Linked DNA regions of Homo sapiens: regions 1, 3 and 4 are each linked to region 2. A link is a loop called in an ENCODE intact Hi-C map of the cell type or tissue named here. Cell type or tissue: B cell. All regions are shown on one strand. Each heading gives the region's core, and the rest is flanking DNA. Links, peaks and the distances in the headings are about the cores only.

What was found. A loop is a pair of places that touch in the nucleus more often than their neighbours do. Peaks named below come from ENCODE experiments on the same cell type or tissue, not always from the same donor. Only the 100,000 strongest peaks of a DNase experiment are listed, where the experiment ranks them.
Region 1: a loop joins it to region 2, with 2.3 times the contacts of the local background. A loop is called at or near these places in 13 of 110 quality-filtered maps.
Region 3: it touches region 2 in a loop (11-fold over the local background); 5 of 110 quality-filtered maps call a loop at or near these places.
Region 4: it touches region 2 in a loop (15-fold over the local background); 13 of 110 quality-filtered maps call a loop at or near these places.

What each region holds. Positions count from the first base shown.
Region 1 is chr1:160,484,589-160,492,470 of GRCh38, forward strand. SLAMF6 (SLAM family member 6) reads right to left here. Exons shown (of 8, transcript NM_001184714.2): 3 at 6,537-6,800; 4 at 5,987-6,097; 5 at 5,610-5,648; 6 at 4,500-4,582; 7 at 2,516-2,587; 8 at 448-2,166. The coding sequence ends at 2,119. Among named protein-coding and RNA genes, the nearest start is that of SLAMF6, 35 kb to the right of the region's middle. RefSeq lists enhancers at 4,752-4,881, 4,992-5,051, 5,790-6,989. In B cell, for the core only: no CTCF peak of the experiment used is centred there; DNase peaks (open chromatin) are centred at 3,953 and 5,123; H3K4me3 peaks cover 1,168 bases; H3K27ac peaks cover 5,000 bases.
Region 2 is chr1:160,602,756-160,610,637 of GRCh38, forward strand. It overlaps SLAMF1 (signaling lymphocytic activation molecule family member 1), which reads right to left. Exons shown (of 7, transcript NM_003037.5): 7 at 5,351-7,882. Among named protein-coding and RNA genes, the nearest start is that of CD84, 27 kb to the left of the region's middle. In B cell, for the core only: CTCF peaks have their summits at 4,554 (motif pointing left) and 4,763; a DNase peak (open chromatin) is centred at 4,516; H3K27ac peaks cover 2,143 bases.
Region 3 is chr1:160,372,547-160,380,428 of GRCh38, forward strand. LOC105371466 (a long non-coding RNA gene) reads right to left here. Exons shown (of 4, transcript XR_007066686.1): 4 at 4,869-5,514. NHLH1 (nescient helix-loop-helix 1) reads left to right here. Exons shown (of 2, transcript NM_005598.4): 2 at 1-300. Among named protein-coding and RNA genes, the nearest start is that of NHLH1, 9.4 kb to the left of the region's middle. RefSeq lists an enhancer at 3,616-3,665. In B cell, for the core only: CTCF peaks have their summits at 4,161 (motif pointing left) and 4,361; DNase peaks (open chromatin) are centred at 3,095, 3,665 and 4,155; H3K4me3 peaks cover 447 bases; H3K27ac peaks cover 455 bases.
Region 4 is chr1:160,349,928-160,357,809 of GRCh38, forward strand. It overlaps NCSTN (nicastrin), which reads left to right. Exons shown (of 17, transcript NM_015331.3): 5 at 178-323; 6 at 1,295-1,445; 7 at 1,769-1,878; 8 at 2,127-2,279; 9 at 2,960-3,064; 10 at 3,233-3,310; 11 at 4,191-4,363; 12 at 5,728-5,830; 13 at 5,936-6,031; 14 at 6,333-6,420; 15 at 6,673-6,827; 16 at 7,114-7,326. Among named protein-coding and RNA genes, the nearest start is that of NCSTN, 10 kb to the left of the region's middle. In B cell, for the core only: a CTCF peak has its summit at 4,643 (motif pointing right); a DNase peak (open chromatin) is centred at 4,664.

The DNA.
Region 1 (7,882 bases), core at 948-5,947, 120 kb before region 2:
TGAATCCTGTGGTCTTGAGAGCTGATCTCTGTCACGTCTTGTTGTGCTGAAGGTTTGTGAGATGATTCTGTGTAATTCAGTAATAATTAATTTTTACTATTATTAATTTATACTAATTGTATCAGTAATTATACCAACAATGCTGACTGACATTTATTGAGCTCCTTTATGTGGCTGAGAGCTATGCTAAGGACTCCAGGTGTATTGTCTTATTTCATTTTCACAAAACCCCATTACATATTCATTTATTTATTAAAAAATTTTTTTGAACACTTGCTATATGCTAGATACTGTGTTAGGTGCTAGGGTTACGGTGATAAACAAAACAGTTATTGTCTCTGTTTCTGAAGAGCTTAGGGTATAGTGGGAGAAATAGATGTTAAAAAAGTAAAAATAAATATTTAATGATATGATAAATGACATAGAAGGTGTAACAGAATAATAAGATCTATTTCATTTTATTTTATTTATTTATTTTTTGAGACAGAGTCTCACTCTGTCACCCAGACTGGAATACATTGGCATGATTTTGGCTCACTGGAACCTCCACCTCCTGGGTTCAAGCGATTCTCCTGCCTCAGTCTCTCAAGTAGCTGGGATTTTAGGGGTGCACCACCACGCCTGGCTAATTTTTTTGTATTTTTAGTAAAGACGGGGTTTCACCAAGTTGGCCAGGCTGGTCTTGAACTCCTGACCTCAAGTGATCTCCCCCCTTGGCCTCCCAAAGTACAGGGATTACAGGTGTGAGCCACCATGCCCAGCCTAGAAGATTCATTTTAGAAAGAGTGGTCTGGGAAGGTTTCTCTTAGGAGGTGACATATTTAAAATTAAACCTAAAGAATAGGAGGACCCCAGCAGGCAGAGGAAGGGCCTGCAGGAAGATGTAAATAATTAACATAAAGAACTTTTCCTTTAATAGAGGAGCTGAAAGAAGATCAGGGAGGCTACATAGAGAGTGTCAGAAGGGTAATGCTAGCTGAGGCTGGAGGTGGGCCAGACCATCCAGGGCCATGGAAACTGGATTTCTTTCTGAGTGCATTGGGAAACCTGCAGGGTTTTAAGCAGGAAACTGAAGGATCCAATTTATATTAAAAACATTACTCTGGCCATCTTGTGGAGAGTGGGTTGGAGAGGGACAAGAACAAAAGTGAGGACAACTGTTCTGATCTTAAGGTAGGATTCAGGTTAGAGGTGGTGATGGTTGGATACAGGATGGTGGTCAAGGAGTTGGAGGAGAAGTGGAAGGTCCAAGAAATATTTCTGAGGTAGAGTCCAAAGGGCCTGGTGACAAAGACACTGGAGTCAGGGATGACTTAGATTCTTGGCTCAAACAATGGAGCTGATGTAATACCATCCTCTTCCTTTTTCAGTCTGGGAGACTAAGGCTCCAAAAGGTTAGGCAGTATGTCCCAGGAGATGTGTCTAATAAACATTGTACAAGTTGAGCATCCCAAATCCAAAAATCCAATATCCAAAATGCTCCAAAATCTGAGATTTTGAGCACTGCATCGACATCAATGAAACTCAAGGGAAATGCTTATTGGAGCATTTTGAATTTTGGATTTTTGGATTTGGATACTCAACCGCTAAATATAATGCAAATATTCCAAAATCTGAAAAAAAATTGAAATCTGAAACATTTCTAATCCCAAGCATTTCAGACAAGGGATGCTCAACTTGTATCAGGATGGGCCCATCCAACTCCAGAGACTACACATGTAACCAACACACTGCATTATTTCTCAATAAGTCAATCCTGCTGCTTTCTAAAAGGAGAGAAGTGGTTGTCTTCTGGATCATAAACTCTCTGTCAACCATAATTCCATTTGCTTAGTTATCAAAGAGAGAGTCAATGTGCTGGTGTGTTATCTTTAGCATGTTTTGGCCTGAAGTGGATTGGAAAATATTATTTGAACCACATGCTGGAAATGATGTTATCCTTAGGTGTTTGACTCAGGTAGGCAGGTTTAAGTCCGAAGGACTGGAGGTGATCATCCTATCCTAGATATTCAAATTCTGTTGCCAGGAACAACAGGAACCAAGCTTCCTGTTCTTTGTTCTGTCTCATGGGATCAGAAGACGTGTCATTCCCGAATTCCTCTGAGGCCTTTCAGCAACTTACACGACATTGTCAAGGGCAGTTGCCCTGGAAAAAGTGGGTTTACTCTGTGGGAAAAAGAGGAAGATGAGGTAGGTTAATTGGAACTGGAACCTCAGCCCACCCCTCATAACTACAGAGAGAGGACTGGAGACTACAGAGAGGCAGATAATAGAGATATTGATAGCATAGGGCAGGATTAAATTTAAAAACATGTAATTGAAAACTCAGTTATGCATGGTGATCCTAATACAAAATAACTTCTTGATTATGTTTTGGTGATGTCCTGAGACTTTCCGCATGCTGCTGCTGTTTGTGCATCTGTAAAATGACCCTTTTATTTTTACTTTATTTGAAAAATCATAGGTCTGTGGAGAGAGGTAAGAATATAAAAACATGGAGCAATCGTGGGCTTACCTCTTTGGAATGATTAATTGTGGAGTAAATTGTGATAGTATCATTTTCTCTAGGTGTCCAGATTTCTGTTTCCTGTAAAAAGAATCATACCAATTTGGCTTACACAGAGACAAAGAGATTAATGCATAGATATATTCTTAGGAAAGACTGTGTGACAAAAAAGAGAATATGTCAAAGTTCTTCCAGAGGAAGGCTGGGGAATGTTCAGTGGAAGACCAAGCACGACTAGCTATCAAACTTGTGAGGATTTAGTGGCATTTCCTGAGCCCCAAACAGAACAGCAACACTGCAGCAAACCAATGGGCTCAAGAGCCAGAGAAAGGCAGCCTTGCTGTATGAAGGGAAGGAAGTATTCTTGTCCTTTGTCCAGCTCTACTTTCCTTCCTCCATTTTTAAGAAAAAACTTATATACCAGATAGTTTATTATATGTTTTGTCTCAAATTTTTACTAGCTATGACTGAAACTACCCATTTTGCCTGCTCCATCTTTTGCTATAATTCTAACTGCCTTGTCATCATGTCATTGGGGTCTTCTCAAGCATGGGGAATTGGTAGAATAGGAACACTTGGCCTTAAGAATGGCTCTGCCTGGAATGCACATTACAGAAATAATAGCAGAAGTCCCTACGGCCCTCAAAGAACCTACTCAAAGATTTTGACACTTTAAATTAATGAAGAAGTATTTAGAGAATTATCAAGATCTCTACTGGGCACAGTGGCTCATGCCTGTAAACCCAACACTTTGGGAGGACGAGGCAGGCGGATCACTTGAGCGCAGAAGTTTGAGACCAGCCTGGGCAACATGGTGAAACCCCGTCTCTACAAAAAGTAGAAAAATTATCCTGATGTGATGGTGCTCGCCTGTAGTCGCAGCTACTTGGGAGGCCAAGGTAAAAGGATCACCTGAGCATGAGGAGGTTGAGGCTGCAGTGAGCTGTGATTGTGCTACTGCACTCAGCCCTTGGTGACAGAGTGACACTCTGTCTCAAAAAAAAAAAAAAACCAAAAAACAAAAAACAAACCAACAAAAAACAAAAAAACCTCAAACTCTCCAAAGCACATTTTTTTTTTCTTTTTGCTAAAGAGAAAGCTAACCAATTTGTGGGAAATTAGTTTTTTGATTTGTCAGAGTGTGAGTTGACTTGTTTTCAGGAGGAATTTGCAAAGGCAAAAGAAATGTCTGAGCAAGTGAGAGTACCCCTTCTTGCTTCCTGTCATCAAGGATCATACTTTGCAAATATAGGTGAAGGGAATCCAAGATTTCTAGCTAGATCATTGCTTACATCATTTTGAAAATGCTAAGCTTTCCTGGCTTATTTTTCAGAAAACTGGCCTCTCAAAATGTATGGTATTATTTAGAGATGTGCCACCTGCAGGTCCTTTATTTAGGGGTGGTGGGGAGTTGCTGATACATGACAGATGAGTTGCTGATGCTTGACCAGCCATCCTGTTATGCTGCTAGATGAGAGGGGAGGGGTGAACCATTGCTCATGGTTTAGTGGCCTCTACTGTGCCCCCTTCCCCTCTTGAGAGACTACTTCTGAACTCCCCTAAGACCCCTACATGCAGAGTGAGAAGTCAGCCACCTGCTATGGAACTACGTCCATAGGAAACTTTCAAACTTAGTGGAACTCTGACCCATTCAGCAAGTATTTACTGATCATTATGCTAGGATATAGGGCAAGAGAGAGGAAGACATAATTTGTACTTTCAGTCAGCTTGTAATTAAGCTGAAGGGACAAGACTTACTGATGCATCAAGCGGTTGGAGAACTGTGTAAGGCAGGGTATGAATAAACATTCCCTTAAGGGTGAGAAAGGCAGACACCAGAGTGGTCTAGCGCATAACTTTGCAGCCCCTGTCGCTGTGGCTGTCTTCTCCTCCCCTCAGTGGTCATTTGTTCAGTCAGATGGTTATGGTGACAAGTTTGTGAACAATGGCTGTAAAACTGACAACAATGGCATATAAAGCTGAAAAGACTCACCCTGTTTGAATGAGTGACTGAAGCATACACAGTGTTGTTCGTTGGAGACACTGAAACATACTCTAGGTTCCTTGCGGACTCTGCTGTTAACATAGGAAGGCACAGTCAATGGCACAAGGACTCTGGGACTTCTCTCCCAGGACTTCTCCCTCCCCAGAGCACACTGTGTCCCCAGATAGGCAGGTGTTTGAAGCATCTCCTTTCCTGAGGGATCATTCGTTCTTGACAGTCTTTGGAGCTCTGGGTGAACCTTCTCAGTCATGTGGTCTATTTCTGACCACATCTCTTGGGGTAGAAGGTGGTGTTGAGGTCCCCTAAAGCTTCAGAGTCTCCCTCAGGCTTCACATGTGGGTCAGGAAGCTCCTGGGACCAAATAGCCCTGCCTATGGAAGGGCTAAAGACACCTCATTGGCAAACATAATGGAGCCAGTTATTTCACATTTGGGATATTATTAAGCTTTTCAGAGGTCTCTACAGCGGATTTGATTATTTTGGAGATGAGGAACTGGAGGCTCAGAAAACTTAACTGACTTGTGCAAAGCCATACAGACAGTGATGAAACAGCAACTCAAATGCACGTCTTCTGACTTCAAACCTTATGCCTTTTCCTCTGCAAGTGATGTCATGCATCACTCATGCATGAAATGAGACCCAAAGCCAATCTGAGTCCAGAGCCTGTGTTTGTGTTTCTATATCATGTTTTCTCTTTCCACTGTGTCTATCCATTGCCCAGACCCTGGCTGAACAGTAATGATGCAGTCAGACAGTTTGGTTTTGTGCCTTGGATGCTCTAATCCTGCCTGTGCCCTGGACTTGCTGGGTGACAAGGGATGATCCCTTTCACTGGGACTTAGTTTCTCCATCAGCAGGGTGGTGAATGAACCTGATATCACCAAGAGAAACTGTGTGAGTGACTGGTTCACATGCCTATGCCTGTGAACCATGTAGGACCCATGATTACAGATCATCTCCCCTCACAGCATGTGGTCTGAGTAATGACATTCTGACTCCTTCCTCTGTCATTATCCAGCCCTCTGCCATCCCCCTCTCTCTTCCATTTGGCTCTTCCCATCTGCTTTATGATGGAGAGTTAAGAGTCTGAATGCTCACCGGGGCCCTGTGTTCGCTGAGTAGACAAAGATAGGGAATCTGAAAAATAAAACCAGAAAATTGAAATGTGTGACAGCAGTGGGAGAGGCATTTCACCCCTAACCCCGTGAGTGTTGGGATGTGGTGGGAGGGGACCCAAAAGGAAGGGCAAGCAGCCCTGAGACAGGGTCCCACTTTTCCCAGTAGGACATTTCTCTCAGGATATTAGCAGGTGCAAGATCACACCCAGGGATTATCTCAGTGGACTAGCTGAGCCAGGGTTTGCAGCCTCCCTCCCTCCTCCTGTCTTCCACAAGAGATCCTTGGGAATCAGAGGCCCCAAACTCTCAATCACTGGAACCTTGGAGAAGAGACAAGTAGGAAGAAAGGAAACCTGCCTCTTCTTTTCCTCAAAACAAGTAACAGCAGTATGATGAAACCGAAGACTATGCATATCCCAGAAACCATAAACAGAATCATTTTGGTATCTGTATATTGAATTTTAACATCTGAAAAGAGAAAAAAGAAATGACATTTGAGACACATCAAGTGAGGCCCACTGTTCTTGGAGCCTCCGTGGAGCCTCTTCTAGGCCATCTTTGGGGACTAGGTAAGTTTGTCTATAGCCGGAGGCTCTGGGGTGGGAGTCCTATGTGGCAGGCAGGGGAGGGTGGGGCCCAGTGGAGTTAGGGAGAGAAAGCAATCCTACATTCCCAGGCCTTTGATTTTGGGTTCTGAGTAGGTTGGACGAGGGGTTGGGGAATGGAGAGGAAGGAAGGAGAGTCCTCTGGGAGTACTGAGAGATGCAGAGCTCCAGAGGGCATCTGTCCCCTCCCAGCAGCATTTTCTGCCTCCCACTGGGCCACTGTATTGGAAATTACGTAGGATGTGAGGACGCGTTAAACCCCATAGCTGCTCAAGGCTCTCAGACCTGAGGCAGGCTGTTACCTTCGCAAAGCTTCTGGGCAGAGACAGAGAAGGATAAATTACTGACAGCATTCTCTGCTATGCAGGTGTAGTCCTGTTCACTGGAAATCCTGGGGTCCCAGGAGACAGTGAGGTTTGGCTGACTTGAAAGTGTGTTTCCCAAGGCCTCCCATCTGAATGAGACATTGTCATCTGCATCCTCCACAGAGCAAGTCAGATGGAGCTCACAGGTCATATTCTGAAATAGCTGACTGTGATTGGTAACTTGTATGTTCCTCAGTTGTCCTGTTTGCAGAAAAAAAAAAGATCCAGATTAAGGACAAATGTCTTGGCTCAACCCCCTGTGAAAAATATCCTTCACCTCAATGTTTTGTATTTCACCTTTGCTGTGTGTTATGGTCTGTAGACTCTGTAAATGACTCTGCTTATATTGCCTAATTGATGGTAGCAAGGTCTGGGATGACCAAATGATGCGGGACATCAGTATGGGGCAGGATAGTCAGCAGAAGAAGTGGGAAGGGAGAGACTGAGGTTTCCATCAACTAGCTGGGTAGTTTTGGGGTGGTTATTTTATATTTCTGGTCTCCAGTTTATCCCTGGGTTCCCTTCTAGTCCTTGCACTCTGCCCCTGTGTAAAGACAATTTGGAGACCAAGCCAAGAACTCTGAGGGCAACTCAGTGATGTGAGAAGCCAAGAGACCAGGTGGAAGAGTCCTGTTTCCTCTGCTATCAGAATTACCTAATTGGGGTGGAAGATGGAAGCATCACTTCCTTGGGGAATTTGAATCTATGGGGATCCTGGTTCCTATTGTATCTAAAGCTGGCTCCAATAGTGAGAAAGAGACTCAGATGTAGAAGGTCAGCAAGACAGAAAGGAAAATGCTGAGAACCAAAGAAGTGGGGAAGGAAGAAGTGAATAAGGTGAGAAAGCAAGCAAGCAATTCTGGGGAGCAAAGAAGTGCGGCGTATCTAGGCATGTGAGATGACATGTGATGTAGGTATTTCTGAGAGCAAAGACCAGGAAATATTGCCTAGTAAGATGTAACTGTGAACCAATGGGAACATGGGAGCAAGACAGAAAAGGCCACTGACTTAGCCTTGGCCTGAGGTTTGAAGTAAAGATGACCCAACCAGGAAGAGAATGACTCCAATTCTCTGATTAGAAGAGACCGAGTAGTACTTTGAGCTTAGTTGAGTAGGAGTTGTGGAGTATCTGTACTGAAATATTGCCAGAACAGAGTATTCATGTATGGGAAAAGTGTTGGATTTGGAGTCAAGACCTGAATTTTGTAATTTACTGGCTACATGACCACGGACAAATTATTGCTATATCCAAGCCTCAGTTTCCTTATCTGTAAGACCAGGTA
Region 2 (7,882 bases), core at 1,459-6,458:
GTTCCTGGCTAATTTTTTGTATTTTTAGTAGAGATGGGGTTTTACCATGTTAGCCAGGATGGTTTCGATCTCCTGACCTCGTGATCTGCCCACCTCGGCCTCCCAAAGTCCTGGGATTACAGACGTGAGCCACTGCGCCCAGCCCAAAGTTTCTATTTCTTCCTGGTTTAATCTAGGAGGGCTGTATGTTTTCAGCAATTTATCTATCTCCTCTCAGTTTTCTAGTTTGTGCACATAAAGGTGTTCATAATGGCCTTGAATGGTCTTTTGTGTTTCTGTCGTATTGGTTGTAATATCTCCCATTTTGTTTCTAACTGAGCTTATTTGGATCTTCTCTCTTCTTTTCATGGTTAATCTCACTAATGGTCTATCCATTTTCTTTCTCTTGTCAATGGACCAGGTTTTCGTTTCATTTATCTTTGGTATTGTTTTTTGTTTGTTTGAATGTCATTTAGTTCTGCTCTCATCTTGGTTGTTTCTTTTCTTTTGCTGGGTTTGGGTTTGGTTTGTTCAGGCTTCTCTAGTTCCTTGAGATGTGACCTTAGATTGTCTATTTGTACTCCTTCAGATTTTTTGATGTAGGCATTTAATCCTATGAACTTTTCTCTTTGCACTGCTTTTGCTGTATCCCAGAAGTTTTGATAGGTTGTGTCACTATTATCGTTCATTTCAAAGAACTTTTAAATTTCTATCTTGATTCCATTGCTGATGTAAAGATCATTCAGGAGCAGATTATTTAATTTCCATATATTTGCATAGTTTTGAGGGTTCCTTTTGGAGTTGATTTCCAATTTTATTCCACTGTGGTCTGACAGAGTACTTGATATAACTTTGATTTTCTTAAATTTATCGAGACTTGATTTTTGGCCTGTGTTCCATGTTCTGATGAGTAGAATATATATTTCACAGCTGTTGAGTAGAATGTGCTGTAAATATTTGTTGTTGTTGAGTAGAATGTGCTGTAAGTATTTGTTAAGTCCATTTATTCTAGGGTATAGTTTCTTTATTTTCTGTCTTGATGCTTTCTAGTTCTGTCAGTGCAGTATTGAAGCCCCCCACTATTATTGTGTTCCTATTTCATTTCTTACATCTAGCAGTGATTGTCTTATAAATTTGGGAACTCCAGTGTTAGATGCATATATATTTAGGATTGTAATATTTTCCTGCTGGACTAGTCCTTTTATTGTTATGGATTGTCCCTCTTTGTCTTTTAAAACTATTCTTGCTTTAAAGTCTGTTTGGTCTGATATAAGAATAGTTACTCCTGCTCAGTTTTGTGTCCATTTGAATGCAATATATTTTTCCACCCCTTTACCTTAAGTTTATGTTAGTCCTTATGTGTTAGGCAAGTCTCTTAAAGACAGCAGATACTTGGTTGGTGAATTCTTATTCATTCTGACACTCTGGATCTTGTAAGTGGAGCATTTAGGCCATTTACTTTTAATGTCAGTATTGAGATATGAGGTACTATTCTATTCATTGTGCTAGTTGTTGCCTGAATTGCTTGGTTTTTTTTTTCATTGTGTTATTGTTTCATAGGTCCTGTGAGATTTATGTTTTAAGAAGGTTCTATTTTGGTGTATTTTGAGGTTTTGTTTCAAGATTTAGAATTCCTTTTAGCAGTTCTTATAGTGCTGACTTTGTAGTGGCAAATTCTCTTGGTAGTGATACATTCAGCATTTGCTTGTCTGAAAAAGACTTTATCTTCCCTTCATATATGAAGCTTAGTTTTGCCAGATACAAAATTCTTGGCTGATAATTATTCTTTTAAGGAGGCTAAAGTAAGGATAATTACTTAGTTTAAGGATATGAAAGATAGGACCCCAATCCCTTCTAGCTTGTAGGATTTCTGCTGAGGAATCTGCTGTTAATCTTATAGGTTTTCCTTTATAGGATACCTGATGCTTTTGCCTCACAGCTCTTAAGATTCATTCCTTCATCTTGACTTTAGATAACCTGATGGTTTAGATTACCTAAACCTGTGTGTTTAGGTAATTATCTTTTTGCAATGAATTTCCTGGGTGTTCTTTGAGTTCCTCAGGAACACAAATTATTCTTAGGTTTGGTCATTTAACATAATCCCAAATTGGCTGGAGGCTTTGTTCATTAAAAAAAACTTTTTTCTTTGTCTGTGTTAGATTGGATTAATTCAATAGCATTGTCTTTGAGCTCTGAGGTTCTTTCTTCTACTTGTTCCATTCTATTGTTAAAACTTTTCAGTGTATTTTGCATTTCTCTAAGCATGTCTTTTATTTCCAGAAGTTCTTATTGTTTTTTATTTATAATATCTATTTCTTTACAGTGTTTTTGTCCATATCTTGTATTATTTTAAAAATTTCTTTAAGTTGGTTTTCACCTTTCTCTGGTGCCTACTTGAGTAGCTTAATAATCAACCTTCTGAATTCTTTTTCTGGCAATTCAGAGATTTCTTCTTGGTTTGAATCCATTACTGGTGAGCTAGTGTGATCTTTTGGTGGTGTGATAGAACTTTGTTTAATTATATTGCCAGAATTGTTTTTCTGGTTCTTTCTCATTTGGGTCAATTATGTCAGAGGAAAGGTCTAGGACTCAAGGGCTGCTGTTCAGATTCTTTTGTCCCACAGGGTGATCCTTTGATGTGGTGCTCTCCCCTTTCCCCTACAGATGGGGCTTCCCAAGAGCTGAACTGCAGTGATTGTTATTGCTTTTCTGGGTCTAGCCACCTAGTGGACCTACCAGGCTCCAGGCTGGTACTGGGGAGTGTCTGCAAAGAGTCCTGTGTTGTGATCTATTTTCAGGTCTCTCAACCACGGATACGAGCACCTACTCCAGTGAAGGTAGCAGGGCAGTGAAGTGGATTCTGTGAGAGTCCTTGGTTGTAGTTTTGTTTAGTGCACAGGTTTTCTCAAATGCTGGTTATGCTAACAGTGAAGTTGTCACATGGACAGACTCAGGACCTCTGGTTAGCCAGGACGTTACAAGTGGTGGAATTAGCTGTTGTTTTCTCCTTCCTTGGAGCAGGGCTATTTTGTTATGAGTTGCTATAATGGCTTGACTTGATTGGCCTCCAGCCAGAAGGTGGCGATTTCAAGAGAGCATCAGCTGCAGCAGTACGGGGGAATACAAGCTTGCCCTAAGGTCACCTGGATAAGTATTTGGGTTTCTCAGGTGATGGGAGGGCCATAGGGCTCCCACAAGATTATGTCTTTTGTCTTCAGCTACCAGGGCTGGCAGAAAAAGACCATCAGGTGGGGGCAGAGTTGAGCATGTCTGAGCTCAGACTATCCTTGGACAGGGCTTGCTGTGGCAACTGTGCGGTATGGGGGTGTGGTTCTCAGGCCAATGGAGTTATGTTCCCAGGGGGATTATGGCTGCCTCTGCTGCTTTGTACAGGTAGCCAGGGAAGTGGGGGAAAGCCAGTGGTGACAGGCCTCTCCCCACTCCCACACAGCCAGCAAGGCCAGTCTCACTCCTGCCATGCTCCCCAAAGAGCCAAATTTATATCCAAGCCTCTGGTATGCAGGGCTGGGATGTTGCCCTGGGATACTAGCCTCTCTGCTGAGAAGGCAAGCAGGGCTTTCAGGCCTCACCCCTCCCTGCCTGCTGTGGCTTCTGTGCTCATATCTGCACTTTCTATTCATCTCCACAGATCCTGACCAGGACAATTCGTACTCAGTCAAAATTATTACAAAGTTCAGCTGGAAGTTTCCTTCTCCCTGTGGCCCTTCCCCAATCCCACTGGCAGCCCTCCCCAAGGAACCCTGTGAGATAAAGTCAGAAATGACTTCCCTGGACTTCCTGGGGGACCAGGAGTGCCTGTAGGGCTCTTCCCACTGCTTCTTCTACTTTTGTATTTTGCTTGGCTCTCTAAATTCATTTCAGCTCTAGGTAAAGTTAAATTCTTCTCCTGTTATTTGGATTTTCAGGTTTCCCCAGTGAAGATGTGTGTTCAGAGGTAGACTTTCCCCCTCTCACACTTTAGGCACTCACAGTTTTTCAGCTATTTCACAGAGTTTGCAGTGGCAAGCCACTTCTTTCAAAGGGCTGGTGAATTCTTTCAGTTTTCCTGGTATGTTCCTGCAGCGGTTCTTGGAACAAAAGTTCATGATGTGAGTCTCCACACATCTGAGTGAGAGTTGCAAGTTAGTCCTGCCTCCTAGCTGCCATCCCCTGCCCCAGGGTAATTATTAATAGCATCTTCTTTTATTTTCCAATGGTTCTCAGTAGATCACATAGTGATCTACCTGTTATAATACTTCAATTGCCTGTGTTCTTTGTATCTCCTGCTGGATGACAAGCCAAACACTTAGTAGGAACTTAATAACTTTGTTGAATGAGTGAAGCATTGAGTAGAACTAGAAGTCTTCTGTGAAATAAACTTAGTACACTTAACCTTTTAGAGCCTTTCATCAATCCACATTAGCCTCCTTATCTCCTTTCAGCCTGTAAGAGCTGAGAAACCAGACACAGTTTCATCCAGTCTGTGACTAAGTCCACATCCTTTAGATACAAGGAAGTGGTGGGGATGCTAAGGTTGGGTGGATTGTGTTGCTATATCACCCTCTTGTGGCTGGTGTGTGAAACTCATCACGAAATCCTTTCTGTGGTATAAGTAGTTCTATAAATCTCAACCCAGATCTCATTTTGGTTTCAGGTTAGATTTGGTCATCATTATTTTTTAAAAAGTTTCCCGGGTAATTCTAATATTTAGGTAAACTTGGGTGTCACTGGCAGGTTTGGGCCATGCTTAAGTGACCAGGTGGCCACCTTTGACAGATCTACTTCTTGGTATATAGAAGCGTATTTAGTTTTCTCAGAGCTCACCAGGGGGCCAGCATATCTCTAGATCAGTGGTTCTCAACTGGGGGAGATTTTGCCAAGCAGGGGACATTTGGTAGTGTTTGGAGACACTTGATTGTCACAATCAAGGACAGGGCATGTGCCATACACCCAGTGGGCCGAGGCCAGGGATGCTGTTAAACACCCTACAGTGCACAGGACAGCCCCATGACAAAAAAATTATCCAGCCCCAAATGTCAATAGTGTGGCAGTTGAGAAACCCTGCTCTAGATTTTGTCCACAAGGGGAATTTGGCAGAGTTCAGGGAAGGGAATTACTCTGGCAGTGACAAAAATTAAACAATCCTTTCAACACAGTTCTCCATGTGGAGGGTGGTTCCTGACCTTTGGTGAAGGGGATGCCAAGCTAACCCTTGTCCACCTCCAGGAAAGGGACAACCTCACATCCTATCTGATCAAATCTGCCTCCTTCAGCATTTCATAACTATGGCATGGAGACATAAGGCCAGGAAACACATCATGCCATATTACTGTGTTATAAATCCTTTAGGAAACACAAGACAAAATTGCAATTTCCTTGATGGACTGGCTGTAATTTATTCATTTCCAAAAAGTAGAAACATAAACTTCAGAAGAAGAATCAATTCACAGTGGCTTCTCAGCCAGCACACACCACCCGCTGTAACAATCACATCCCCGCTGTGTGAATGGAGGAAGCGTCCTGAAGAGCCTGGGACTGTGCCCAGTTGTACTTCAGAACATCAGTCCCTTCAAACCGAGAATGGGTGTGTTCCTCCTGACTTCTCTAGAATTCAGACATGCTTGGTCAAAAGAAAACAGCATTAGAGGGGAAACACGGGGAAAACTTATTGTTTTAAGTCTGAGGAAAAGGCAAGCTCCCGCTCCCCATAGTGCCATTTGGGGGAAACTAGAGAGTTGTGAATGTATCACCAGAAGGGGTTGTTTTACCACGTGTAACCATGGTCTAGGGTGAGAGGCATAATGCCAGTGCTGTTTGGTGGGTGGCCCAAAAGACTCCCTCCCCAGTGAGGTCTTGAGCCCAGGGGTGCAGGATACTTGGAAGTGATAGCCTCTTCTTCACCCTTTGTTTCTGCCCTTCCTTCAGGTAGAATTCAGCTACTGGAAAAATCCAAGTGCTGGGAACTGAGCTTCTAGAGCAATCTGAGTTGTAGTAAAGGAATGGGTGCTCATAAGCCCGGGTTTACAAATCTTCATTAGTAGCTCCACAGTTTTGAGAGTAGACAGTGAATGAGGGTAAGGTTATACAAGGGTGGCGTAGTGGATAATTGTGAGGCTTTTTTGTCTGCCTACCACCTGAATCCCACTTCTATTATTTGTAGAATTCCTTAATTCATAAGAAGTGAAAGTGGAAAATGCCAGATATTCAATTCCCAGCCCCCCTTGGAGATAGGACATGGACATGTGACCTAGGATTGGCCACTCAATCCCAGACTTTGAATTATAAGCTAGAGATGAAAGGATGAAGAAGGGACCCTGGAGAATTCATTTTCATGGCAGACAGTGCAGCAGTAACAGTAATATCAAGTTTCCAAGTCCAGCAGAGACAGTGAGGCAGTGGTAGAGTCTGTGCCTAGTGCTGGGGACAGTGGCTGTGCATGAACAGGATCATCATCCCTGGGCTGGTTTTGTAATTTTGGCTGTGCTCCCAGCCACAGCCTAGTCTCTTCTTTTCCTGCTCACTTTCAAAGCATGGTTTTGCAGAAACTTCTAGCAGTTATTGGAACCAATCAGTATCTTTTCAATAGGTTCCTTTTCTACATAAAAAAGCCAAAGCCAGCTTCTGTTGATTGCAACTAAGAACTCTATTAAAGAAGCTGGTACCAGGAAACGAGATGCACTAAGCAACAGGCTTACAATGTGAATTGACCTCATAGAGGAGGTAAGATACAAGGCAATAAGGACCTGAGTTTTGAGCTGGGAAGTTGGTGCTCCTTATTATGCAATGGTATGATAGTGGCTGTTTCTTACAGTACTTACCAAGTTTATATAAGAAACAATAAGAAAAAGCAGGGCTTAAATTGAGGACAGCCTGTCTAAAAGCAGAGAATAGGAAAAAACAAAGGACTTTACTTAAAAAGTCTCTTTCTGCCTGCAGCTTGCAAAATAAGTTATTGAGCATTCAAAGATTTGAAGCTGTTAGACCAAAATAACTTAATTTTCTACTAGAGGATAAATTTAGTGTGAGGAGAGGTATGCAGGGAGTAGAAAGTGCCTAGGAAAGACCTTGACCTGCAATACCCCTTGAAGCCCTGGATATAAGAGGTTCAGAATCTGGTCACAGAGAGTCTTAGCTGAGGTTCCAGGTTTGTTGTTCAAGGGAATCAACAGAGAACTGGGATTTAAACATCATTTTGAGAAGTGAAAAATCACCATGGGACAAGTTCCTCTGAGTATTCCAAGCTCCTTTGTAACAGCACCATCAAACATTTGCTACGTTTTTCTTTAAAACTGAATGCCATTTGCACAGAACTGTACTTTTAAGGCTCTTACATGGTTTCCAGTCCACTGTTCAAAACTCAGAGATCTCAAAATCATTCTTTCTGTTTATTGACTTTTTAGCTTCTGGGTTTTGCAAATAAAATAATATTCTTAGCTTCCTTTATACAATAATATCAGAGTGTTTTATGTATAATAAGAAATTCACCCTTCAGCCTCTATTCACTCTTTATCCTGAGAGAGAAACTGAGGCACAGAGGCTTGATCAGGTCTGCAGGTTATCATGATCAGCTCCCAGAACAAAGTAAAGATAGCCAAAATGTAAACTTTTCCAGACTTTGTGACTGGTGGTCCAGTGTGTGAGATAGGTACTCAGATGTCCTGGCTTTCAGTCTGATTTTTATTATCCAGTTCCAGCCAAGAGCAAGATGCCCAAAGTCTGAACTCACATTACTGTCCATTTCATCTGCTACAACACAAAGATGGAACGCTGTTATCAAGTAACGCTCTGTTCTGCGCCTGCAGCCACTGCACAGCAAGCTAAATTCTTGGGAAGCCTCACTTCCTTGTTCATTTCACAGATGTATGTGGAAGAAACATCACCAGGGAGTTGATCTGAGAAGGGT
Region 3 (7,882 bases), core at 1,922-6,921, 230 kb before region 2:
ACACCATATCCTTTCCCCAGATCCACCTGTCCTGACACTCTAGTCCTCCAGGATAGTGCTCCTCCCCCAGCTCCAGGGCTCCTGGATGTCCTTCCTCAACTCCCTCCACCCCTAGACAATCCTACCTGGTCCCATCTGCCTCTTTTCTCTCCCCAGCCTGCCCTGTGACCCTTGCCTCTTCCTGATACTCCCAAGAGCAGGCCCCAGGGGTCTGTGTCACATATCTCTGTGTGATTCCTTCTGGTTGCATCCCCAATTTCATACAAAAAGAAAAATAAAAGTGACCTCGTTCTAGCACCAGGTATGGTTGTGGCTCATTCAATTGGGTTAGGAAGCTGGCCTGCAGGTTATGGTAGGGTGGGCATTGAGGGTCCTAGGCTTCGTAGGCTCTTCTGATGGGGTCAGGAGAGCTCAGTTTGGGGAACAAATGAAGACAGAGAAAAGGGGCCACAGGGAAAAGAGGTGCAGGGGAGAGTATAACATACAGGTCCAAGATCTCCTCACCAAAATCTGGGTGCCAGATACTCCCTTCTTGGCACTAATTTAGTGACACTATCTGACTTCTCTGATGTTGTGCTTCCGCTCCTGCTCTCTATGGCCTGAGAAGGAGGTGAATATTTCGGTGGAACCCAAGTTAAACATGTGTCTGTGGGTCCATGCTGCTGGGAAAAGCTATGGTATGAAACTGAGACATTGCCTTCCCCTTTATTGTCTCTAGGCTGGGTCAAAATTCCCTGCAATCTCAGTTCTTGGCCTATTTTGTGTTCCCCAGCCTTAGGATACTGGGGAAAACAGATGGCAGGCCTGGGACTCAGAGAAGAATATGGACAGGGATAAAAAAAAAAAAAGAGTGCTGAAGGGACCCTCAAATGAATTTATAGATGGGGACACTAAAGCTCAGAGAAGGGTAGGGTCTTACCCAAGGCCACACAGCTAACTGGGGGCACAACTAAGGCCCAAATCCAGGTTCTTTCTACCATATGCTGCCAACTCCCCTCTGCCTCCCTAAAATGACCCAGGCTGACAGTTAGCCCTCTTTTGGACCCCATATTTTCATAGGTGCATTGATAAACTAGAGAGGATTTAGGGTTGTGTGGCGAAGAAACCAAAAGGTCTGGAGACCACTTTATAGAAGAAATAGTTGAAAAACTGAGGATATGTGTCTTGATAAGAGTAGACTTGGGGGTAATATGACACCCATCTTTAAATATTGAAAGAAGAATCAAAAATGGATATTCTGTGGGGCCCCAGTAGGCCGAACAAAACCCGTGAGTAGAAGTTAGAAGAAAGCAGATTTTAATTTGAAGAAAAATTTTGCAACACCTGGAGCTGTCCAGCAATGGCACTGACTGCCTCAAGAGGAGAACTCCAAATAGAGAAGCTGGAGAGTCAACCACACGCAGAGAAATCATAGAGCACATTGCTGCCTCAGATGGAACACTGGCTAGGTTCATTAGAAGATCCTCTCCAAACTTAAGGTCATACGAGAAGGCTGAAGGCAAACAGCAGGAGGGAAATGCAGAGACAACTTTCAGTCCCTGAAATATTTTCTTTTTTCTTTTTATCTTTTTGAGACAGAGTCTTGCTCTATTGCCCAGGCTGGAGTGCAGTGGCGGGATCTTGGCCCACTGCAACATCCACCTCCCCATTCAAGCCATTCTCGTGGTTCAGCCTCCTGAGTAGCTGGGACTACAGGCGCCCGCTGTCATGCCCGGCTAATTTTTGTGTTTTTAGTAGAGATGGGTTTTCGCCATGTTGGTCAGACTGGTCTCTAACTCCTGGCCTGAAGTGATCCTGCTGCCTTGGCCTCCTAAAATACTGGGATTACAGGCATGAATCACCATGCCCAGCTATGGGTTTTCATCTTTGATGAACAAAGAATGACATAAGCAGCATGAAGGGCTTGAGTTAGACCTAGGGAGGAGCTTCCATACAGGAGGACTTGACATCTTCCCCTTCCCATGTGAGTTAAATGACATGTGCTCTGCCCAGAGCCTGGCAAAAGGGAAGGCTGAACTGAGATCAGGGAGAACTTCAGGACTCCAAAGGGCCAGAGTTGGACGGGAACACAGAAATCACTGAATCCAACAACTTTATTTCAAAGGCAGGTAAACTACTGTCCAGACAGGTGACGTGACTCACCCATGATGATGGCCTGGGATTAGAAGCCAAGTCTTCCATTCCTGGCCCTGAGAGCTTTGTGCTTCTCTGTGCTCAGCAGCCACAGTCCTCTGGGCTCCCTGCCTCCCTCTCTTGTCTCTTTGCCTGGGCTGGAGAGCAGAAGGGCTTAGGGGGCCCCTCCCCTCAGGGATCCCTGAGGGCCTGGAGGTGGTGAGAGGGGGAAGCTGCAGCTGTTCTACTGCTAGCTCCGAATTTCTTCAGATAATCAATTGGCCTCGCTGCCGCTGTCGCTCTTGTTGCTCTTCTCACTCTGGGAAGGACAGGAGAAGGAGGTGGAGAGTGGGAAGAGGAGGGAGCAGGGGACCAGGCACTGGGGGAGGAGGGAGAGGGCAGGGAGATGGAAGTCCCTGGGCTGAGGGGAAAGTGAAAGCTTTGGGGCTAGCAGATAGGGAGGATGGGGAAAAGGGATTGTTAGAAGAGGATCTGCTCTGCATCCCTCATTCCACATCCCTCTAAACCCAACTCGTGGGTGGTGGGGTGGGGGAGGGGCAGTTAGGAGGACCCCAGAATGGGACTCTTGCACTTCACCCCTGCTTCCTTACTCCCCTTGCCAAGTATCCCATGCATGGCCATAGCTCCCCCAGCTGTCCATGCCCTCTTCCAGTCCTAGTGACCACAGGTGCCTGACCCTCCAGTCCTGTCTTCATCAACGCCCTGTCCTGTAACTCAGCAAACCCATCACCAGTGACAGAGCAGAAGTCAAGGCCCCAGGGGCTGGGTGGGGGTTGCCTAAAATCTCTCTCTCTCTCTCTCTCTCTCTCTCTCTCACACACACACACACACACACGCGCACACACACACACTGTCATAGGCTGCCAGGCATATGGCCTCTTTGTGCCCACACAATGGAGGCCCTGTCTGTGCCCTTTCCCAAGTCTGGGCACAGTGTGGAGGGTGCTCCGCTTCCTCATTCCACCCACCTCCCTTCCCTCTCCACCCCCAGTGCAGGCCCTGTCTTCTTTGCCTTTGCTTCTTCCTCTTTCTGGAAAGCCCTTTCTACCACCCAGTTCCTTTATCTTTCTGCTTTCTTCTTGTGTTCTTTCCTGAGCTTTTGACCTCTCATTGGATGAGGATTATGGGCAGAAGAAAGAGGCTCACAGTGCTGGGATGTCAGCGCAGGGAGGAGAAGGGAGCAAGCAGAGATGAGCCTGAAAGGCTGAGAGGGAGTGGAAGAAGGGAGGCAGTGGTGGCAGTGCAGCAACACTGTGCTAGAGGGGAGAAAGCCCACACCCGGCAGCCAGAGGTCCCGTGTCCCTGCTCTGTCTCCACCTTTCCCCTTTGTGCCACAGTGAGCAAACCGCATGCCCTCCCTGAGCAACAGCTTTTTCATATGGAAAGCAGGAAAGACAACAAGACCCACCGGGGTGTGATGAGGATTAAATGAGATCATCGTGAAAGTGTTCAACACCGGAAACGCTCATCAGATGCTATCTCAGGGGCAGTAAGTAGCAGGGTCAACTGTACTGTCATACAGTTTGTGCACTTTACAAAGCACCAGGCTAAGGGCAGTGCAGGGGCCTGACACCCAACCCCACTTCTACTAGACCAGCTGTGCACCAGGATGCAAGCATCCCCTGAGAGGTGGCCCTGGAACTGAGCCCCTCATGTGGGTTCCTGAGCATTGGTCAGGAGTCCAGATGAAAACTCCGAAGTCCTGACCACCTTGGGAACCAAGACAGAATGGAAAGGGACAAGAGGCTAAGGGGAATGTCTCTCCCTGAGGGGGAAATTCCTGAGCTTAGTCTTCTCTGAGCAAATAGACAATCCATGAGATCTACTAAACTAAGGATGGAGAAACTGCAGCTGAGGAGAAGAAGGGGGCTGAAGAAGCAGAAAAAAAAGAGGGAGACATGGATCGAGGGTGTGATCAGAGCAATGTGTTGGTCTGAGGACCCTTTTCTGGTTCCCTCGTCCTCCATTCCCTCCCTTCAGCAAGTTGAAGGCTGATTTGATTATTGCTTGTTGAACACTGTCCCCTGCTGGCTACTAGCAGAAACATTTTCCCTCTTCCCTATCCCTAGCTAGGAGCTGCTGAGAGCCTGAAAAAGAGAAGAAATGACCTGACTGGGGACAAAGGACGAAGGAATTGCAATTCTGCAATCTGGAATTCTCTACTTGTCAGAGATTTCTGGAAGGTGAAGGAGGCTTGAAGGCTGACTAGGGGTAAACAGAGTTTAGAATTCATAGGTGGTTCATTTACATATATTATGGCCTATAATTTTCAGATTGATTTTTTTCTGGTCTGTGTCTGTTTCATGTATTGTGTGTCTGTGTTATGTGTGTGTTCTGTATCTGGGCGTGCTTACCTGATTCTGTGGTTTTTGAACACGTGTATATCTGTGTACTTTTTTGTGTGTGTGCTCTTTTTAATATAGGAGTCTGAGTGACAGCTGGCAGGTATGGAGCAAGGAGAGGGAGCTGTCGAATTTCCTCTTTCCTAGAAGCCCGTTCTCCCCTTGAAGTTTTACCTTTGTCTCCCAGCTCCATGAGCTATAACCTATGGCTATTTATAGGTTACAGGTTTTGTTCTGGCTCCTGCCCCTCTTTGGACATCCCAAGCTCAGAGCCTTGATTCGCTCTAACCTGGGACTCTTGGGCCTCCCAAGCAGGGTCTCCAGTGTGGTTCCCAAGTGAGAATCTCTACTGTCTATGTCCCTTTTATCCTTTCTAGCATTAAACTCCAGCCTCCTTCTTTTATAAGCTTGTAGCTACCTCTTTCATTGGTTGATTTCAATTTATTCAGTGCAGCATGCCTTTATGGAATAGCCAATGTATACCGGGCACTGTTCTGGATTCTGAAATACAGGATCAGGCCCTCCCCACCACCTACTTGGGAGGGAGTATGGGAGACAGGCATGTAAACATATCAGTTTCCCAACAGTGAGAGGCATCTGCAAGGAAGCGAGTGATTACCTGAGAGAGGGTGTTGGTGAGGAAGGCAGCCGGTAAACTCTGAGCTGGGTTTTGAAGACCATGAGATACGTACAGTGAATTCTGTGGTGTGCTCCACTCACTTCTCCAGCTGTGGAAGTGTTGACTCACAGCTGAGTCCCTCTCCAGGAATTGCCTTTGGAGGAAGAAAGCCGCCTTGCCTGAGGTGTTGCTCTTTCCCTAGGGCAATGACTGGTTGATGTGGGGTTACAAAGTTATCCCAGCTTGAGAGCCCCCATGGGATGGACAGAAGCCTCTGTTGCCATTGCATTGCTTTTCAGTTTCTCTCTCGGCTTATTGCAGCTTCCCTCACACCTCACAGGTGTTCTCAAGAACTCTCCTGCTGGCACTCTCCTGTATACGATCTCAGAGTTCAGGAATCCACTTCCCAGGGAACCCCACCTACAAAGGAAAGGCACTGTAGGTATGAAGGCATGGAACCCTGAGAAGCTCTGGTGAGCAAGAGCACACTATTAGCAGTGTGGTATTGTTGGGACATTAAGTGCAAGGGGCTGGTGGGACAGGAAAGTGACGGAATGGTCTGGAGAGGTAAGCAGGGGCCAGGTCAGGAGAAGCATAATAGGGAGTGTGTGCTTGGCCACACAGTGATGGGAAACCAATGAACATTCTCTAGTGGGGTAGATAAACACTATCATCAGATGTACACTTTAGAAATATCACTTTCAGAACATTTCTTTCTTTCTTTCTTTCTTTCTTTCTTTTTTTTTTTTTTAAGAGAGAGTCTTGCTCTGTCACCCAGGCTGGAGTGCAGTGGTGCAATCTCGGTTCACTGTAACCTCTGCCTCTGGGTTCAAGTCATTCTCCTGCCTCAGCCTCCTAAGTAGCTGGGATTATAGGTGTGCACCAACACACCCGGCTAATTTTTTATTTATTTATTTTTTGAGATGGAGTCTTGCTCTGTCGCCAGGCTGAAGTACAGTGGGGTGATCTTGGCTCACTGCAATCACCGTCTCCTGGGTTCAAGCAATTCCCCTGCCTCAGCCTCTCAAGTAGCTGGGAGCACAGGCGGGCACCACCACGCCCGACTAATTTTTTGTACTTTAGTAGAGACGGGGTTTCACCCTGTTGGGCCAGGCTGGTCTCGATCTCCTGACCTCAAATGATCTGCCTGCCTCGGCCTCCCAAAGTGCTGGGATTAGAGGTGAGAGCCACCACGCCTGGCCACTTTTAGGACATTTCTGATCATAGCTGCGTAAAGGTAAGCTCTGTGCAGGGAACAGTTTTAGGAGGCTATCGCAAAGTCAGCTGCAAGAAGCTGAGGGTCTGTATTTAGGTAGCGGCAGTAGGAATGGGGAAGGGAGGACAGATTTAGGAAGCTATTTAAATGGTAGATTCAACAGGATGTCGTGATTCATTAAATGTGGCAGGCTAGAGGAGAACTCCCAGGTTTCTGGCCTGGGAGCCTGGGTGTACAGTGGTGCTACTTTCCAAAGTAGCACACGTAGGAAGAGGAACGTTGTGGAGAATTGTGGTGGAGATGGTGGCAGTAAGGTGGTGTAATAAGGACAAACTGAATGAAAGCCCCCCAGGAGCCTTCCCGTGGAGCTGCCCAGAAGGAAGTTGGCTTTCTGGGTTTGTAGCTGAAAAGTTGTACCTCTTTACTAGGATATCTCCCAGGAATGTCCAACGCCACATGTTGCAAACTGGCCACCTTATCTTCTCCCCTCTTCAACCCTCCTCCTCTCCTGGTATCCCCACGGCAAAACATGGTATCATCAACATTCAGTTGCCGTGACTATTGCTACATGTTTTTCCCTCTAGTCTCACCTCCAATCCATCATCAGTAGCTATTCATTTTACCTCCTAAACATGACTTCTGTTTTTCTACCAGTTCTACCAATGCTTTTCTTCACCTGGACTATTGCGGTGGCCTAGCTAGTCTCCCTGCCTTTCGGCTTCCTCCCCGTAGGTCCACCCTTCAGGCTGCCCTCAGACTTAGCTACCCAAAATGCAAACTGAACCAGGACACTTCTACACTATCCTTTTAATGATTCCCCATTATTTCCCCAGGATAAAACCCAAGTTCTTCAACATGGTATGAAAGTCCCTTCACAGTGCAGCTCCTGCCAGTTTGTCCAGCCCCATCGGCCATTCTGTCCTTTGTACTTTTTGCTCTAACAATTCGAAGGCACTCAAAGCTCTCTGGCACAGTCCATGTTACTCCTGACTGCCGTTCCTTTGCTCCCGTTGTTCCTCCTCCTGTACTTCACCTATACGAGTCCTATTCATCCTTCAAGACAATGCAGATGTCCTTGCCTTCAGAAAAGTACCCCAACTTGGTGTGTCTCTCCTATAGCCCCAGCTTGGCTCCTGGTGTGCTCCCTGGTCTTTCTATGCATATCTCTATCATTGCACTCACCACATTGAACTTTACTGAAATCATCTATCTGCTAGCACATGGATTTCAGTGTGACCTGGGGTGAGTTACTTCAAATCTCTGAACATGTTTTCTTTTTTTTGTTTGTTTGTTTCTTTGTTTGTTGTTTTGAGACAGAGTCTCCCTCTGTCACTCAGGCTGGAGTGCAGTGGCCCAATCTCAGCTTACTGCAACCTCTGCCTCCCAGGTTCAAGCAATTCTCGTGCCTCAGCCTCCCGAGTAGCTGGGATTACAGGCGTGCGACATCACGCCTGGCTAATTTTCATATTTTTAGTAGAGGTGGGGTTTCACTATGTTGGCCAGGCTGGTCTCAAATGCCTGACCTCAAGTAATTCACCCACCTTGGCCTCCCAAAGTGCTGGGATTACAGGC
Region 4 (7,882 bases), core at 1,613-6,612, 250 kb before region 2:
GATACCATTGTCTTTCTATTTTAGTGTGGATGGTAATAGACTTCATGCCTACTTCTTTGAGTCACCACCTCCTTTTGAACTCTTAGTCCCAACTGAAAGATTCTTCTGCCGTCACCTGGTTCCTAAGTACTTGGTGTCCCAGTAACCAGTCCCCCTATTCCCCATCCTTCCCTTCAGGTGTTTACTCCAATTCCTATGGGCCAGAGTTTGCTCACTGCAGAGAAATACAGTGGAATTCGCTGGGCAATGGTTTGGCTTATGAAGACTTTAGTTTCCCCATCTTTCTTCTTGAAGATGAAAATGAAACCAAAGTCATCAAGCAGGTAATGACACTGCCAGCTCCTAGCAATTCCAGTTAGAAAGAAGATTATTTTTCTAGCCAGGTGTGGTGGTGTGTGCACGTAGTCCCAGCCACCCGGGAGGCTGAGACAGGAGGATCACTTGAGGCCGGGAGGCAGAGGTTTCAGTGAGCTGAGATGGCACCATTGCACTCCAGCCTGGGTGACAGAGCAAGGCCCTGTGTCACAAAAAAAAAAAAAAAAAAAGGATTATTTTATAGGCTCTCCTATTTGGAGGGTGGCTCATTCTTCTGGTACACCTGCTGAAAGACGGTTGCTCCAAAAAGAACCAAGACGTTAGTTCTTCTCACATTCTTTCCCCACATTTTGCTCCTACCTGATATTACAGCATTAAAGCCTTTTAGACTAGAAGAAAATATAAAGAATATCTGAAAGAGTAATATGAAACAAGGTACACAGCCCAGGTTAAGAACCACTAGTATCGTTAAAAAAAAAAGCATTGGATTAGAGATTGAGAAATTCAATTTGGTAATTTCTGAGCTTCTTTTTAGCTCTAATATGCCTTAATTCTGGTCTAGTATTTCCATTTTGACTCATAGAGTAGTTAAGAGATTTGTCCAAAGTTGTATGGTGAGTTGATCTCCAAGCTGTGTCATATCTGATTTCCTATCTCTAGTTTGGTGCTCTTTGTATCAGACCACACTGAATCTTTTCAGTGGCTGAAGCTTCAAATTGGGCCAGGCCATCTGGAATGGGATAGTTTCATCTCCAGCTAAACCACTGAGTCTGCAACCCTTTGTAACTCTTGATGAGTTTTTTTCTTTGACCTTATAGATCCTATGGTGGTTCTAGGATAACTATAGCTCAGGGATAAATGTCTCCGAAAAGGGTGTGGCTCCATCCCAAAAGGATGGAACTGGGCCCTCCTCCTTCTGGGATGTAAGGGAGGGCCTCCACAAACTAGCTGTCTCAGTGGGGTCCATCTCCCCTTTCAGTGCTATCAAGATCACAACCTGAGTCAGAATGGCTCAGCACCAACCTTCCCACTATGTGCCATGCAGCTCTTTTCACACATGCATGCTGTCATCAGCACTGCCACCTGCATGCGGCGCAGCTCCATCCAAAGCACCTTCAGCATCAACCCAGGTAGGGCAGATCCGAACCATGAGGGTAATGGAATAAGGGGCAGAGGGAGAGTGGAACCAGGCCAGGGAATGTTAGAGAGACTGTAATAGGGAAGGAGTAGACACCATGAAGGAGCTCTGCATGGGAGAACTAGAAACAATTCTGAAAAATTTAGGCAGCTTGTTCCTAAAGTGGATAGTGGCAGAGAAGCCAACCTCGGACTGTTGGAAGTAGAGAAAACGACTTAGAGTCCGTGGGGCACTGGTCAGAGATTTCCAATGTTGCCTTTATAGCTACCTTCTCCTTTAGCCTTGTTGATCTCTCATTGTTTGTGTCCTGCTTAGAAATCGTCTGTGACCCCCTGTCTGATTACAATGTGTGGAGCATGCTAAAGCCTATAAATACAACTGGGACATTAAAGCCTGACGACAGGGTTGTGGTTGCTGCCACCCGGGTGAGTGTTGGCTTCTGATCAGGATGGGCAGGGCTGGCACAAAAAGAGCTGGTAGGCCCCGCTCTAGCATATCAGATTTCAAAGTTGCTAAATTGGGAAGCCTCAAATGGGGAGGAATCTGGGCTGTGGGACTCCTGGGTTGTCTCCATTGCCACAGGACAGGTATATTCTCTTGACTGGAGCAAGAAAGGAGGTTTGGGGCCAGTTTTAAAGTATATATCCCCTGACTTTTCTTCTGTTGTACCTAGCTGGATAGTCGTTCCTTTTTCTGGAATGTGGCCCCAGGGGCTGAAAGCGCAGTGGCTTCCTTTGTCACCCAGCTGGCTGCTGCTGAAGCTTTGCAAAAGGCACCTGATGTGACCACCCTGCCCCGCAATGTCATGTTTGTCTTCTTTCAAGGGGTAAGGGCTCTTTGGCTGGGGTGCAATGGCAGGGAAGAAAGAGGATAGTAAAGATGAGAGTGGCTACTGGTTGGAGAAGACCTCAGCACTTGACCTAAGTTGTTAACCAGCACAGAGCTTCTGGATGTGTCTACATGTGTCTCCCCTTTAGATTCCTCCATTTTAGGAAGCTTAGATTCCTTCTTTTTAGGAAGCTTTTACACCCTGAATTGGTATGTAACCAGCCCCCTCTTTCCCCCACTGATAAGATATATTGGAGGCGGCCTTTTACTTTTATTCTCTGGACTCCTTTACTGCTATCTCCATCCAGGAGCCGTTAGGCTCCTGACTCTCATCACTAGGACCACAGCAGAATAAGGGAACAGCATCTGTGGCTGAGTCACTGGAGGTGGGGGACCGTTAAGAATCAGACACATAATAGCTGATGTTCATCTTAGACCTTTACTAAGGCTACTTTCCCCATTTCTGGGCTTCAGAAGTCTTGTAATACATATGAGGGATAGTCACAGCTGGGAGGTGGGGCCAAGAGAAGCCGAAAGTCACATGACTGTAAGCTGACTAGCAGTTGAGGTGACCTGAGATAGTCGTCTTACCTACAGCTTTGATGATCTGGCCGCCTTCGAGGCTCTCCTAACCCTTTGGAATCTCTGTTCCCCCTCCCACCTACCTCCATCTCTCAGGAAACTTTTGACTACATTGGCAGCTCGAGGATGGTCTACGATATGGAGAAGGGCAAGTTTCCCGTGCAGTTAGAGAATGTTGACTCATTTGTGGAGCTGGGACAGGTATGTGGCATGTCCCCCAGCCCCTTCCTTTTTAATTAAATCTTCCTCCTTTGTTGTTCTGCGGTCTTAACTGCAGGAACCACCGCCTCTTCCCTTGACTTCTATCCCCTAGGCATGGCCCAGAACAGGAGACTGATTCTAAGTGTTGTTTCTTCATCCTCCCCCCAGGTGGCCTTAAGAACTTCATTAGAGCTTTGGATGCACACAGATCCTGTTTCTCAGAAAAATGAGTCTGTACGGAACCAGGTAACCTGAGCATCTCCCCTCATTTCCTATTCCTACAGCTCAGAATCCAGACCCCAACCCCTGCCCTGTTTCCACCAACCCCCAGGGCCTGTGAGACAGGGTAAGAGACAGGATTGGATTGGGTGTTGGCCAAAGGATGAACACCACAGCTGTTGTTGCTGCTGGGAAGAATCAGGAACTCAGTGACATTCCATTGGTTCCCTGGACTGGGTAGTTCTCTGATCATTTGTTGCCTAGCAGACTACCACTGCCCATTAAGGATAGGTGAGTGACTAGCTCCCTTCTTGCCTTGCTGCCCCATGGATCCAATTGTCAAGGCTGCTCTACCCAAGTCCTGGCTGTGTCACACTCGCTGCCCAACTTGTCCTCCACTTTCCTCATTGCTTGTTCAAAACCTTCCCTTCCCTCTAGGTCCACCTTTAGGCCTGCTTTTTTCCAGGTGGTCCTCTTTCTGCAATTCCAGCCTTCAGCATCATCCCTGCTCTGGACTCCTGTAGCATTTAAAGAATTGGTTATCTGTTTGGCATTCAGCACGCAGTTTTCTATTATTATTTGCTCCCTTCAATTCTGCACAATAAATAATAAGTGAAGCATCCACTGAGGATAAAGCAGAGTCTTGAAGACAGTAGAATTTACTTATAAATATGAAAAAAAAGGTCTCTTCTTTATGCCCCAATTTTCTAACTCTAAAAAGAATGGTGGAAGCTACAGGAAATTCAGAGAGCCTTGGTCCCAAAAGGCTTGAGGGATAAAGGTCTACTAGAGATAGGGTAGCTCCCCAAGCAGGGAACTTGAAGTATAGAGCATTTCAGGCCTAAAAGAGACCTCCTGCTTCCCATCCCCCAGCCTCCCATCAGTTAATCTCCCTCGTACCCCCCAGGTGGAGGATCTCCTGGCCACATTGGAGAAGAGTGGTGCTGGTGTCCCTGCTGTCATCCTCAGGAGGCCAAATCAGTCCCAGCCTCTCCCACCATCTTCCCTGCAGCGATTTCTTCGAGCTCGAAACATCTCTGGCGTTGTTCTGGCTGACCACTCTGGTGCCTTCCATAACAAGTAAGAATCACTTGGCCCTGCACCCTCTTCATTCTTGAAGAGAGTCTATTCTGCAGTCTGGGAGGAAGGTCACTGCCCTCCGCTTTCCCACACTACCCCCTCCAGAACTTCAGGTCCATCTGTATTCTTTGCTCAGTGGCGTTTTCACATCTGAACTGAAACCCTTATTTGTTTGACTGGATATTCATCTTAGAAACTCATCCTCACCCTTAGCCCTTTACTGTCAACAATCCTTGGTTATGGTTCCACTGCTCCCTAGCTCTCCAGGGTCCTGAGTTCCTCAGGGTTGCCAGCAGAGGGCATCATCTCAAACACAAGCATGGGAAGGATGGTGGGGGCCCTTTGGCTAGAAGACAGAAAGCAGTCCTTCTCTGGAACTCACCCAGAGGTGCCAGAAACAGTATTCATACTCTGTGAAATGTACCATGTTCTTGCCATGTGGTAGATGGCCATGGTTCAGTGCGAGGGTAAAAGTGCCTCCTATAGCTGATGGGGCTCCAGAGATACAAAGGGTAACTCTGGGTTACCCTTTAACTGCTCCTAACTTGAGGCCTTGGATAACAGGGGACTTCTTACTCAGGCTGGATTGCCAAGCTTCCCGAGGGCCAAATGAGTTTCGTAGTGAAAATGCTTGAGCTCTATTTCTGACCCCAGCCAAGTAGCACCTTCTCATTCATTTAGGGGAGTGACCGTCCTAGCACTTAGGGTCAGCTGTCTTCTCTAAAGCTATCCTTGTACCACTTTGGGGCAAGTGAAGATTCATCATTTGAACACATTTTGGATTTGATTATGTAGCTGACTTGACTTTGTGTGGGACAGGGATTTACTGATGGTAAAGACTGTGGAGCTCAGCCTCTCTTTTAAGATCTATCTCCTTGGGGCTCCATAAGGATCATCATGGTGATTTTATCAGTGTATTCTTATATATCAGTGAGCAGACCTGATCCTAAGACCTGCTAATCACCTCCTGCTCCCAGCTACCCTAAATATAAATGTTCATTGGAACAGTTATACAACTGATCTCATGATACATGGCAGAGTTCTCTGAAAATCATCTTAGCCATCCCCCATATCTCCAGCCCAAATGATGTAGAAGAGTCTCTCCTTTGTTTAAAGATCTGAGCTCATTCAGCTTTTCTACCTTGTCTGTCAGGAAAGTCTTTAATTTTCACTAACCACCTCACCCTCACTCCTACCTCCCTGTTCTCCACACCTTCTGCAATATGGGATCCTGATTGTCTCTCACCCCTTTCTTCTGATGCTGAAAATGAGATACTGAGTCCCTGCATAAGGAGCATTTGAGGGAGGAAAGGGGCAGAGCCCTGGCTAAATGTAGCCAAGGCTCATGCCGGCTTTCCTGGCAGATATTACCAGAGTATTTACGACACTGCTGAGAACATTAATGTGAGCTATCCCGAATGGCTGAGCCCTGAAGAGGACCTGAACTTTGTAACAGACACTGCCAAGGTAGCACTGAGCCAGGCTGGGTGGGAGCCTGGGGCACACAGTGAAGATGCTAGCATTTGAGGATAGGAGAGGTGGGCCATTCAGCCCCCTCCTCACCTACCACAGGCCCTGGCAGATGTGGCCACGGTGCTGGGACGTGCTCTGTATGAGCTTGCAGGAGGAACCAACTTCAGCGACACAGTTCAGGCTGATCCCCAAACGGTAAGCAGATGGGCCCTAGCTCCTTCTTTCTATTTACACAGCAAGCTGTCCCTATCCTCCCTTGCCCTAGTGTCCCAAACCTTGGAATTCCACATGACTGTTGATGCCGGTGAGAATGCCTCATGCCCCAGAGAGCTCTTGGGTGGGCCTCATCTGCATCTTATGAGCCAGCTACTGTCTCCCAACTCCAGTCTATCTGGCCAGTCTGGTTCCTGCCCCATGACTGGGTCTCCACTGATAATTCTTTCCCTGGGCTCCCTTCAAGTCACAGGGTTTTCTCTCTTTACTGTTCCAATCCTAGGTTACCCGCCTGCTCTATGGGTTCCTGATTAAAGCCAACAACTCATGGTTCCAGTCTATCCTCAGGCAGGACCTAAGGTCCTACTTGGGTAAGCATCTGGTGTGGGAATGGGACCCTTAGCTGAGGAAAGGGATAGAGAAAAAGTCTTTTGGTTTAACCTTTATTATTTTTTTTCTTTTTCCTCTCTGTTTTTCTTACCCCCTGTTTTCCTTTCTTTCTTCTCATATTTGATGGATCCTTTTCCATTGCCCTTCTTTCTGGCTGCTGCCAATCTTGGGCTTTTCCTATTTCACCCACCATCCACCCACCAAATCTTCCCTTCCCTTTGGTCTGCACTCAGGTGACGGGCCTCTTCAACATTACATCGCTGTCTCCAGCCCCACCAACACCACTTATGTTGTACAGTATGCCTTGGCAAATTTGACTGGCACAGTGGTCAACCTCACCCGAGAGCAGTGCCAGGATCCAAGTAAAGTCCCAAGTGAAAACAAGGATGTGAGTGGTGGTGGGTGTTGGAAGTGCCCTGGGGCCCCTTTCCCTTGGGAAAGTTGGAGGTTCTTCTAGACCTAGTTAGACCCAGGGGATTGGGATGGAGAGGTGGAGAGATGCAGTCCTCAGCAATTGGGTGTTGAAAAGCCTGGGTGAAAATGGACCATCTGAAGGGTAAAGGGACAGCAGCCAGTTAGCTCAATTGGTTAGAGCATGGCACTGATAGAGGGTAGAGGGAACGAGTGAGAAGAGGATCACCCTAGCCGTGTGTTGTGGCGCATCTTCTGTGCAGCTGTATGAGTACTCATGGGTCCAGGGCCCTTTGCATTCTAATGAGACGGACCGACTCCCCCGGTGTGTGCGTTCTACTGCACGATTAGCCAGGGCCTTGTCTCCTGCCTTTGAACTGAGTCAGTGGAGCTCTACTGAATACTCTACATGGACTGAGAGCCGCTGGAAAGATATCCGTGCCCGGATATTTCTCATCGCCAGCAAAGAGCTTGAGGTGAGATGGGGCAGGGGCATAGGTGGCAGGGATCTGTTTGACTTCTTTCTCTGCTTTCTTGTGTCATATAGCCCTTTCCATCTCCCATTTGCCCCACATTTGTAGCAAAAGCCTACTGCAAATCTGTCCCTGGTCAGCCAGCATGTTCCCTTAGGAGGCCTTTTTTTTGAGATGGAGTTTCATTCTTGTTGCTCAAGCTGGAGTGCAATGGCACAATCTCAGCTTACTGCAACCTCCGTCCCTTGGGTTTAAGCAGTTCTCCTGCCTCAGCCTTTCGAGTAGCTGGGATTACAGGCATGTGTCACCACACCCAGCTAATTTTTTTTTATTTTTAGTAGAGATGGGTTTCACCATGTTGGTCAGGCTAGTCTTAAACTCCTGACCTCAGGTGATCCACCTTTCTTGGCCTCCCAAAGTGCTGGGATTATAGGCGTGAGCCACTGCACCCGGCCAGGAGGCCTTTCTTCACAGATAGTTTGAGTAGGTGTTCATTCTGGAGAGCCCCTGTGGATCCCAGAACTCTTTCACAGCTTCAACTCCCGGCTGGCATTCCCCA